2 separate regions of the Homo sapiens genome follow, and region 2 is linked to region 1. Evidence: chromatin contacts called from ENCODE Hi-C or POLR2A ChIA-PET data. All regions are on one chromosome and are shown on one strand. Each heading gives the region's core, a stretch centred on a gene start or an enhancer-like site at or near the end of the contact. The rest is flanking DNA. Distances are from core to core; before and after follow the strand shown.

Region 1 (4,091 bases), core at 430-2,929:
TGAGGAAAAAACACCTAAAATTGACTCATCTCTATGCCTATGGAAAAAACCTACCTAACCCCTGAAGTCAAGGAAACTTAAAATTCTCCTGCCAGATAGACTTCAGCGCTGAAGGACTTTAGGTTTCAGAATCCCTTCTTATACACCACTCCCACTTTGGGGTCTAATGAGGCTACCACATGAAATCTATCAAGCAAATCTGAGATTTTCAGGGCAAATTGAAAAATCCATAATGTTTACATGGTCTAGATAAATTGTTATTGTTTATTTATATTCCAATTTCCTAAGAACTGATAGTAAAACTATCCTTACATGAACATGAAGAAAATTTCCAACACTCCAATATTATTTGTATCTACCTGTACTATCTCCAAGCTTTCCAGTTGAAAAATATAAAATCTGTGTTACTATTGGCCTCTGTCCCTTATTCCTGGACCTGGGCGTTAGCCTAGAGTCGCTCTGAAGTTAATGATTAAAATCTTTGAGTGGACATTCTCCACCGTTTCTTGGAAGCATTCTTGAGTTACCCGTTAGTTTCCAGTCTTAAACAGAGAAATACAGATACCACCTATTGGTAATGGTTTTTAGATCATGAATCTCCTTGTGGGATTACTTTGGAACATCTCCCCGCTCTTTATCGGCAGGCCGGATGGTGAAGGTCACTTCATCCTTTATCAGATTGTTATTCAACCACAATCCTTCTTTCAAGGATTCAGAAATACACAGGTTTCTACTAAAAGAAACGTCCATATCTTTAACCAATGCCTGTTTCTAGCACATTTCTCTAAGCGTAATTCTTTTTATCATCCAGATTCTTATGATTCATTCAAAAGAAATTTAGAGCCAAATCTGGCTTTTAAGCAAATATTTCTAACAAACTGACCTATTTTAGTATCACTCACCATAAGGTTATTTCAGGATGGTGAATGACAATATGCCAATGAACAGCAGAGGCTACCTTTTTTGATTCCTAAACAACCAGATTTTGTGAGACTACGTTTTTCTTCAGTGATTCATAATCAGTTTTGCAATTTGAAAGCAGTTTATGAGTCATTCAGTTTATGAATTTGTTGTCACTTCCTTAGAAAAGGGCTCCCTTTCCTTATAGCTTTTCAAGTTTAATTCAGTCGCCTGAAAGCTTTCATTTAACCTCAGTTTTTTCTGCTCCATGAAGAAAAACGATGTTATATATCCATTTTACTGTTACTATCAGGTAAGAAGGCCTAGGGACTAGTGACATCAATTCCACGAGCCATCAGTGTCCTGGGCTTTTAATTCACAGAAGAATGGATAGTTGTAATGAAAAAAAAATCTTATAAAAATACCAGTCCTGTTTTCTAAGTTTTAAATACAGATTCTCTGTTTTTAGTTATCTTGTTTCTGCTTCCCAATGCAATAAACTCTAGCCACCTGCAGGACTGCTGGATATTCTGATCTCTCCCTAGGATGAAAGAGCCACTTTAACTGGAAATCTTTACAACAAAACACCCTCAACTATTCAAGGAAGAAATTCGGTAGACTTCCATGCACGAGGCCTTTGAGAAGAGAAAATAGGCCCTCGTTCAGGCCCAGACAGATCATTGACAGCGTTTTTGGATTCCTTTTTTGATCAGGAAATTAGATCAACATCCTTATAGGGAAAGGTTCATTTGGGGCACAGGTGGGGCTCTTTAGTTAAAGTGTCTACTTCTCAGTCCATATTAGGCAACAGGAACTGCCTGAAAGGCACTTATTTTTCATTCTGTGTCATTCAACCATAAATGACTCAGTTCTGATATTATTTACCAAGCTCCTGTTGAACTCATAGGAGAGGCAGCTGTGCAGCACTCGTAATGCTAATCTTAATATAGTCTCAGCAGGGTATGCAGTCAGTGAGAAGTAAGACGGGTCATTTTTCCTTAAGATCATATTAATTAACTAGCTGACTCATCTCCCAGGAACTGGATTGAGTCCTCAAAATGCTTCATTTCTAAAATCATGGAGGCTTAATCTAAGTAATTTTACTGTCATCTGGTAAAGCTTATTAAAGCTTAAGGGTTTTTTTTAAAAGGCACACTTGAAAACTTAGAGGATTAGAGAAACTAAGGTAATTTTAGTAGCAGCAATGAGTATTTCATTTTTAACATTTAAACATTAATCTGGCATTCTGAAAGGCCTGAGATCTTATTGCTTCTTAAAATAGGCTTTGTTTTTTAGAGCAGTTTTAGGTTCACAGCAAAATTGAATGGAGAGTTCCCATATACTCCCTGCCCACGCAGGCACAGACTCCCCACTGCCAGTGTGCTGTACCGTAGTGATAAATTTGCTGCAATTGATTAACTCGCATTGGCACATCAGTATCACCCGAAGTCCACAGTTTACATTAGAGTTCACTCTTGGTGTTGTACATTCTATGGATTTTGACAAATGGATAAAAACACTTATCTACCATTATAGTATCATACAGAATAGTTTCACCGTCTTAAAAATCCTCTGTGCTTACCCACTCAGATCTTATTTTTAGTTTCAAAGTTAATGATCTAAATATGAGAACTGAAATCTGCAAATTTAAAAAAGCACAAGAACCCAAGTGTTTAACTTAAAATCAATGGTTCTTAAAAATCATTAATATAATGTAAAAATACTAAATATTAAATTTCAACATTAATCTTGAGATTTAATTAATTCAAAACATATGTCTGAAATGTACCTTTGCAGTAGCCATGAAAAAAATGTGTTACCTAAGTAAATAGTTTAAGTGTCTGAGAAACTTTTGGCCAAGGGACTGCAGTCACTATTGCTAATTCCCTGCTATCTGGAACTTAGCTACAATTAAGCAAATAAACAACAACAACAAAGGACAGAAAAATCTCTGAAAAATCCCCCCAAATTAGGAAAATAAGCAACACAGTTCTTTTCTTTTCTTTTTTTTTTTTTTTTTTTTGAGATGGAGTCTCTCTCTGTCACCCAGGCCGGAGTGCAGTGGCATGGTCTTGGCTCACTGAAACCTCCACCTCCTGGGTTGAAGCAATTCTCCTGCCTCGGCCTCCAGAGTAGCTGGGATTACAGGCATGTGCCACCATGCCTGGCTAATTTTTTTGGTATTTTTAGTACAGACAGGGTTTCACCATATTGGCCAGGCTGGTCTCGAACTCCTGACCTTGTGATCCACCAGCCTCAGCCTCCTAAAGTGCTAGGATTACAGGCATGAGCCACTGCACCCGGCCCAGCAACACATTTCTAAATAATTCATGAGTCAAAGAAGAAATTACAATGGAAATTAGAAAATATTTGAACTGAATGAAAATGAAAACACAATTTATCTAAATTTGTGACATGCAGCTAAAGTGGTGCTTAGAGGAAAGTTTATAGCAGCATTAAATACATATATTGGAAAAAAAGAAAGGTCTAAAATTAATGATCTAATCTCCTACCTTAAGAGACTAAAAAAAGAAGAGCAAATTAAACCAAATATAAGCATAAATAAAGATAAGAGTGAAAACTAATGAAAGAGAAGATGATAAAACAATAGAGAAAAATCAGTAAAATCAATAGCTAGTACTTTGAAAAGATTAATAAAAGTTATACCCCCTAGCCAGACTGATCAAGAAAAAAAAAAAGAGGAAAAACACAAATTACCAAAATCAGGAATGAAAGGCCATCACCATAGATCCTACAGACATAAACAGATTATAAGGGGATATTTTGAATAAATTGATGCCAATAAATTTCAAAATTTAAAGGAAATAGAAAATTTCTTTGAAAGATAAAAATTACTAAAACTGATTTGAGAAGAAATAGAAAATCTTAGTAGCCTTATATCTATTAAGGAAATTATTATTAGTTACTATTATTATTTTGAGACAGATTCTCACTCTGTCACCCAGGCTGGAGTGCAGTGGCATGATCTCAGCTCACTGCAACCTCTGCCTCCTGGGTTCAAGCGATTCTCCTGCCTCAGCCTCCCAGGTAGCTGGAATTACAGGTGCCTGCTACCATGCCTGGCTAATTTTTGTATTTTTAGTAGAGACGGGGTTTTGCCATGTTGCCCATGCTGGTCTCAAACTCATGGCCTCAAGTGATCCCCCGCCTCGGCTTCCCAAAGTGCTGGG
Region 2 (4,091 bases), core at 600-3,099, 36 kb before region 1:
AAAGATAGGGTCTCACTGTATTGCTCGGGTTGGTCTTGAACTCCTGGGCTCAAGTGATCCTCCCACCTCGGCCTGCCAAAGTACTAAGAGGCGTGAGCCACCGTGCCCGGCCCAGACCTGGTCTTTCTGTCCTGACTTCTTGTTAAGTGATGACAATGTGCTCCTTTTTCATTCTGCCACAGTAGGTGGGTTTCTTTTATTATTATTATTATTTTCTTTGTAGAGACAGGGGTCTTGCTTTGTTGCTCAGGCTGGTCTCAAACTCCTGGCTTCAGACAATCCTACCTCAACCTCCCAGAGTGTTGGGATTACAAGTGTGAGACCCTGCCTCTGGTCGAGGAGATGGGTTTCTATTCCGTGCAGTTATACACAATTTCTAATTAATACAGCTTAATTGAGAAGGTGAGATTTGATCAGGGCTTTGAAGGATGTGAGTAGCAACTAACTGCGAGAAGGGGGCCAATGAAACAGTAATTCCTAGAGGCTCTGTTCAGACTTAGGGCTTTTGAATATCAGGGGTTCATCATCTGAGCTGCTGAATTAGACTAGGACTTCTTAAATACTTCTAAAATTGGTCTTGGGAATGAACCTGCAAGAAGAAAAAAGCCTAATAAAAATAGTAATAGTAGCAGTAGTAGCAGTACTAGTAATAGCTGGCTGGGCGTAGTGGCTTACACCTGGAATCCCAACACTTTGGGAGGTCGAGGCTGGAGGATCACTTGAGCCCAGGAATTCAAGGTCAACCTGGGGCCAGGTGCAGTGGCTCATGCCTGTAATCCCAGCACTTTGGGAGGCCGAGGCGAGTGGATCACCTTAGGTCAGGAGTTTGAGACCAGCTTGGCCAACATGATGAAATCCTGTCTCTACTAAAAGTACAAAAAGTTAGCCAGGCTTGGTGGTGGGCACCTGTAATCCCAGCTGCTTGGGAGGCTGAGGCAGAAGAATTGCTTGAACCCGGAAGGCGGAGGTTGCAGTGAGCTGAAATGGCGCCATTGCACTCCAGCCTGAGCAACTCAAAAGAGTGAGACTCTGTCTCAAAAAAAATAAAAAATAAAAAATAAACCTGGGCAACATAACAAGACCCTGTCTCTACAAAAAATAAAAATAAAAAAATTAGCCGGGCATGGTGGTGTGTGCCTGTGGTTCCAGCTACTCAGGAGGCTGAGCTGGGAGGATCACTTGAGCCTGGGAAGCCTAGGCTGCAGTAAGCCACGATCGCACCACTGCACTGCAGCCTGGGTAACAGAGCAAGACCCTGTCTCCGAATAATAATAATAATGGCAGGGCGTGGTGGCTCACACCTGTAATCCCAGCATTTTGGGAGGCCAAGGTGGGCGGATCACCTGAGGTCAGGAGTTCCAGACCAGCCTGGACAACATGGTGAAACCTTGTCTCTACTAAAAATACAGAAATTAGCCTGGTGTTGTGGTGCTCACCTGTAATCCCAGCTGCATGGGAGGCTGAGGCAGGAGAATCGCTTGAACCCAGGAGGCGGATGCTGCAGTGAGCCTAGATTGTACCACTGCACTCCAGCCTAGGCAACAGAGCGAGGCTCTGTCTCAATAATAATAATAATAATAATAATAATAATAATAATAACACTTCCAATGTAATAGGCTTTGTTCTAAAGGACTTACATGCGTTGCCTCCTTCAGTCCTCACAGCTACTCTTTGATGAAGGGTAGTTCCCACCTTATGGCTGAGGAAATAGAAGCAAAGAGAGGTCAAGCAACTTGCCCCAGGCTACACAGCTAGGAAATGGATGAGCCAGGATCTGAACCCAGGCAGTATGGCCTGAGCCTGAGCTCATTAGTTCATGCCAGGCAGGGTTTGACCAAAACCTTGGACTCACTCCTGTCTGCTTTCCTTCAGTGACTAAGAGGATTCCTGAGATGGATGTGCAAACATGAAGTGTTTACTTTCCTCCATGGGAATGTACTTCTGGCTTCCACTCCTCAGCTGCTGCTGCTAAGCCAGTGAGATAGATGGTGGTTTGGAAACACCCTCATGTGTGTTTCTTCTTTTTGTTGTTTTTGGGATCCTTACTGAAATAATTTTCCCCTCATTTTATGAAATATAGAGGTTCTTGCTGTATCTTATACCCCACCCCAAATTCTACTGATTTGTACTGAGCTGTGATAAAAATAATGATACCAAGTACATGCAGGGTTTCTTCCAGCCTCTAGGACCTGGCTTTGTCTTCCACTGCTCCTTCTGGGATGCTCCTCTGAGAACCAAAATCCGACCCTTTACATCCAGATCAGGACAAACTCACAGAGTAGTTTGCGAACTACTAGTTTAGAACTAGTTCGGAATCTGCTTGTTACGGTTTGTGACAAGAGGAACGCAGAAATCGAAAGTAAATAAGGGTAAGAGACTTTTTAGCAATTGAGCATTTGTCCCCAACACCCAAGCATATGATCAGGGAATTAGTCTTGACGGGGCATGGACCCCTTTGGATGCTGTTGAACTTGTGATGAGTTGCATGCTGCGTGAGCTGTGTTAAAGTCATGGGCAATAGGACTGATTTTTGGTTCCTGAAGGGGTGGAAATTAAAACAAAACAAAATAAAACCAAACCAAACAAAGTAAAACGAAAGAAGTGACCCTTTATCACAGAAAGTTTGTGAGTCACTGCTCTAACCCATATCACATTTTGCCACTTGTGAATCACCATAGTATTTCAGTCTACATCACATAATCTAGGACTGGACTATACAGGTTTATTATTGTTTTTTTGAGACGGAGTCTCACTCTGTGGCCCAGGCTGAAGTACAGTGGCGCCATCTTGGCTCACTGCAATCTCTGCCTCCCACCTCCTGGGTTCAAGTGATTCTCCTGCCTCAGCCTCTTGAGTAGTTGGGATTACAGGCACGCGCCTGGCTAATTTTTTTGTATTTTTAGTAGAGACAGGGTTTCACCATGTTGGCCACGCTGGTCTCAAACTACTGGCCTCAAGTGAACCACCCGCCTCGGCCACCCAAAGTGCACTGGGATTACAGGTGTGAGCCACTGTACCCAGCCTGGACCATACAGTTTTTATTTATGATTTATTTATTTTTATTTCATAGAGATGGGGTCTTGCTATGTTGCTCAGGCTGGTCTCAAACTCCTGTCCTCAAGTGACCCTCTCTCCTGAGCCGCCCAGAGTGCTGGGACCTCAGGCGTGTGCCACCATGCCTATCTATTTTTTTAAGTTTTTTTTTTTTTTTTTTTTTTTTTGTAGAGACAGGGTCTCACTCTGTTGCCCAGGCTGGTCTCCAACTCGTGGGCTCAAGTGATCCTCGTGTCTCAGCCTCCCAAAGTGCTGGGATTATAGGCATGAGCCACTGTGCCTGGCTCAGAGATACGTTTTTAAAACCTCGTTCTAGTTGCTTCATTTATGGAAGTCTCACCTTCTTGTTTGTATTCAGGACCCATGAGTTGGCACTCAAGGATTTTTGCTTCTATTTTTGTTATGATTCAAATCAAGAGATGAGATAGGAGCCAAGGCAAATATCTCTACAAAAAAATACAAAAATTGGCGGGGCATGGTGGCTGACGCCTGTGATCCCAGCTACTTGGGAGGCAGAGGTGGGAGGATTGCTTGAGCCCAGGAAGTCAAGGCTGCAGGGAGCCATGAGGGCACCACTGCATTCCAGCCTGTCTCAAAAAAAAAAAAAAAAAAAAAGTAGGGTTGGACAGAAAGCAGAGTCAGCTTTGCCTCACTTGGTGGTAAAAAGAAAAAAGAAAGTCTCGAAACATTTATTTATTTATTAGAAATGCAAAGCCAACGAAGAATCTTCAGGCAAACGATTGTAGTGACTGTTTATTGGAGGTTATTGTGTGCCAGGCATTGTGCATTTACATATATTATTTCATTTAACCTTTATACCATAATCTTTTAAAAGTAGGTATAATTATCACCATTTTGCAGATGAAGAAAATGAGGTGTCAGAGAGGTTAGGTAACTGGCCCAAGGTCACACAGCTACTAAATGGTGGCAGTCTGTCTGACTTGGAAGCCTGTGTGCTTTTGCTTATTCCCATTATTGCTTGATGACACCAATTGCTGCTAAAAGGGAATGTTACTGGATTTAAAGGATATGTGTAC

What was found. Hi-C counts contacts between places; a loop is a spot of excess contacts on that map. ChIA-PET counts read pairs that join two places held with the same protein, here RNA polymerase II (POLR2A). Pooled maps may share reads with other maps.
Region 2: a loop to region 1 is called in a map of PC-9, with 7 times the contacts of the local background. The contact joins two enhancer-like sites. A Hi-C loop is called at or near these places in 8 of 168 maps with a recorded cell type or tissue (Caco-2, Calu3, MCF 10A and 5 more) and 8 of 50 pooled maps. POLR2A ChIA-PET finds 5 or more read pairs at or near these places in 12 of 52 experiments (A549, AG04449, AG04450 and 9 more).

Annotation. Positions count from the first base shown.
Region 1 is chr1:8,095,817-8,099,907 of GRCh38, forward strand. The region is part of intron 2 of ERRFI1-DT (ERRFI1 divergent transcript); the gene reads left to right. Among named protein-coding and RNA genes, the nearest start is that of ERRFI1-DT, 71 kb to the left of the region's middle. RefSeq lists enhancers at 865-2,064, 1,430-1,479. Within about 2 kb of position 1,680, at least 18 of the 41 ENCODE cell types and tissues checked have a DNase peak (open chromatin) inside an H3K27ac peak, as active enhancers do; they include HCT116, PC-3, PC-9 and 4 more, where a contact is called at or near this core.
Region 2 is chr1:8,059,547-8,063,637 of GRCh38, forward strand. The region is part of intron 2 of ERRFI1-DT (ERRFI1 divergent transcript); the gene reads left to right. Among named protein-coding and RNA genes, the nearest start is that of ERRFI1-DT, 35 kb to the left of the region's middle. Within about 2 kb of position 1,850, at least 17 of the 41 ENCODE cell types and tissues checked have a DNase peak (open chromatin) inside an H3K27ac peak, as active enhancers do; they include HCT116, PC-3, PC-9 and 4 more, where a contact is called at or near this core.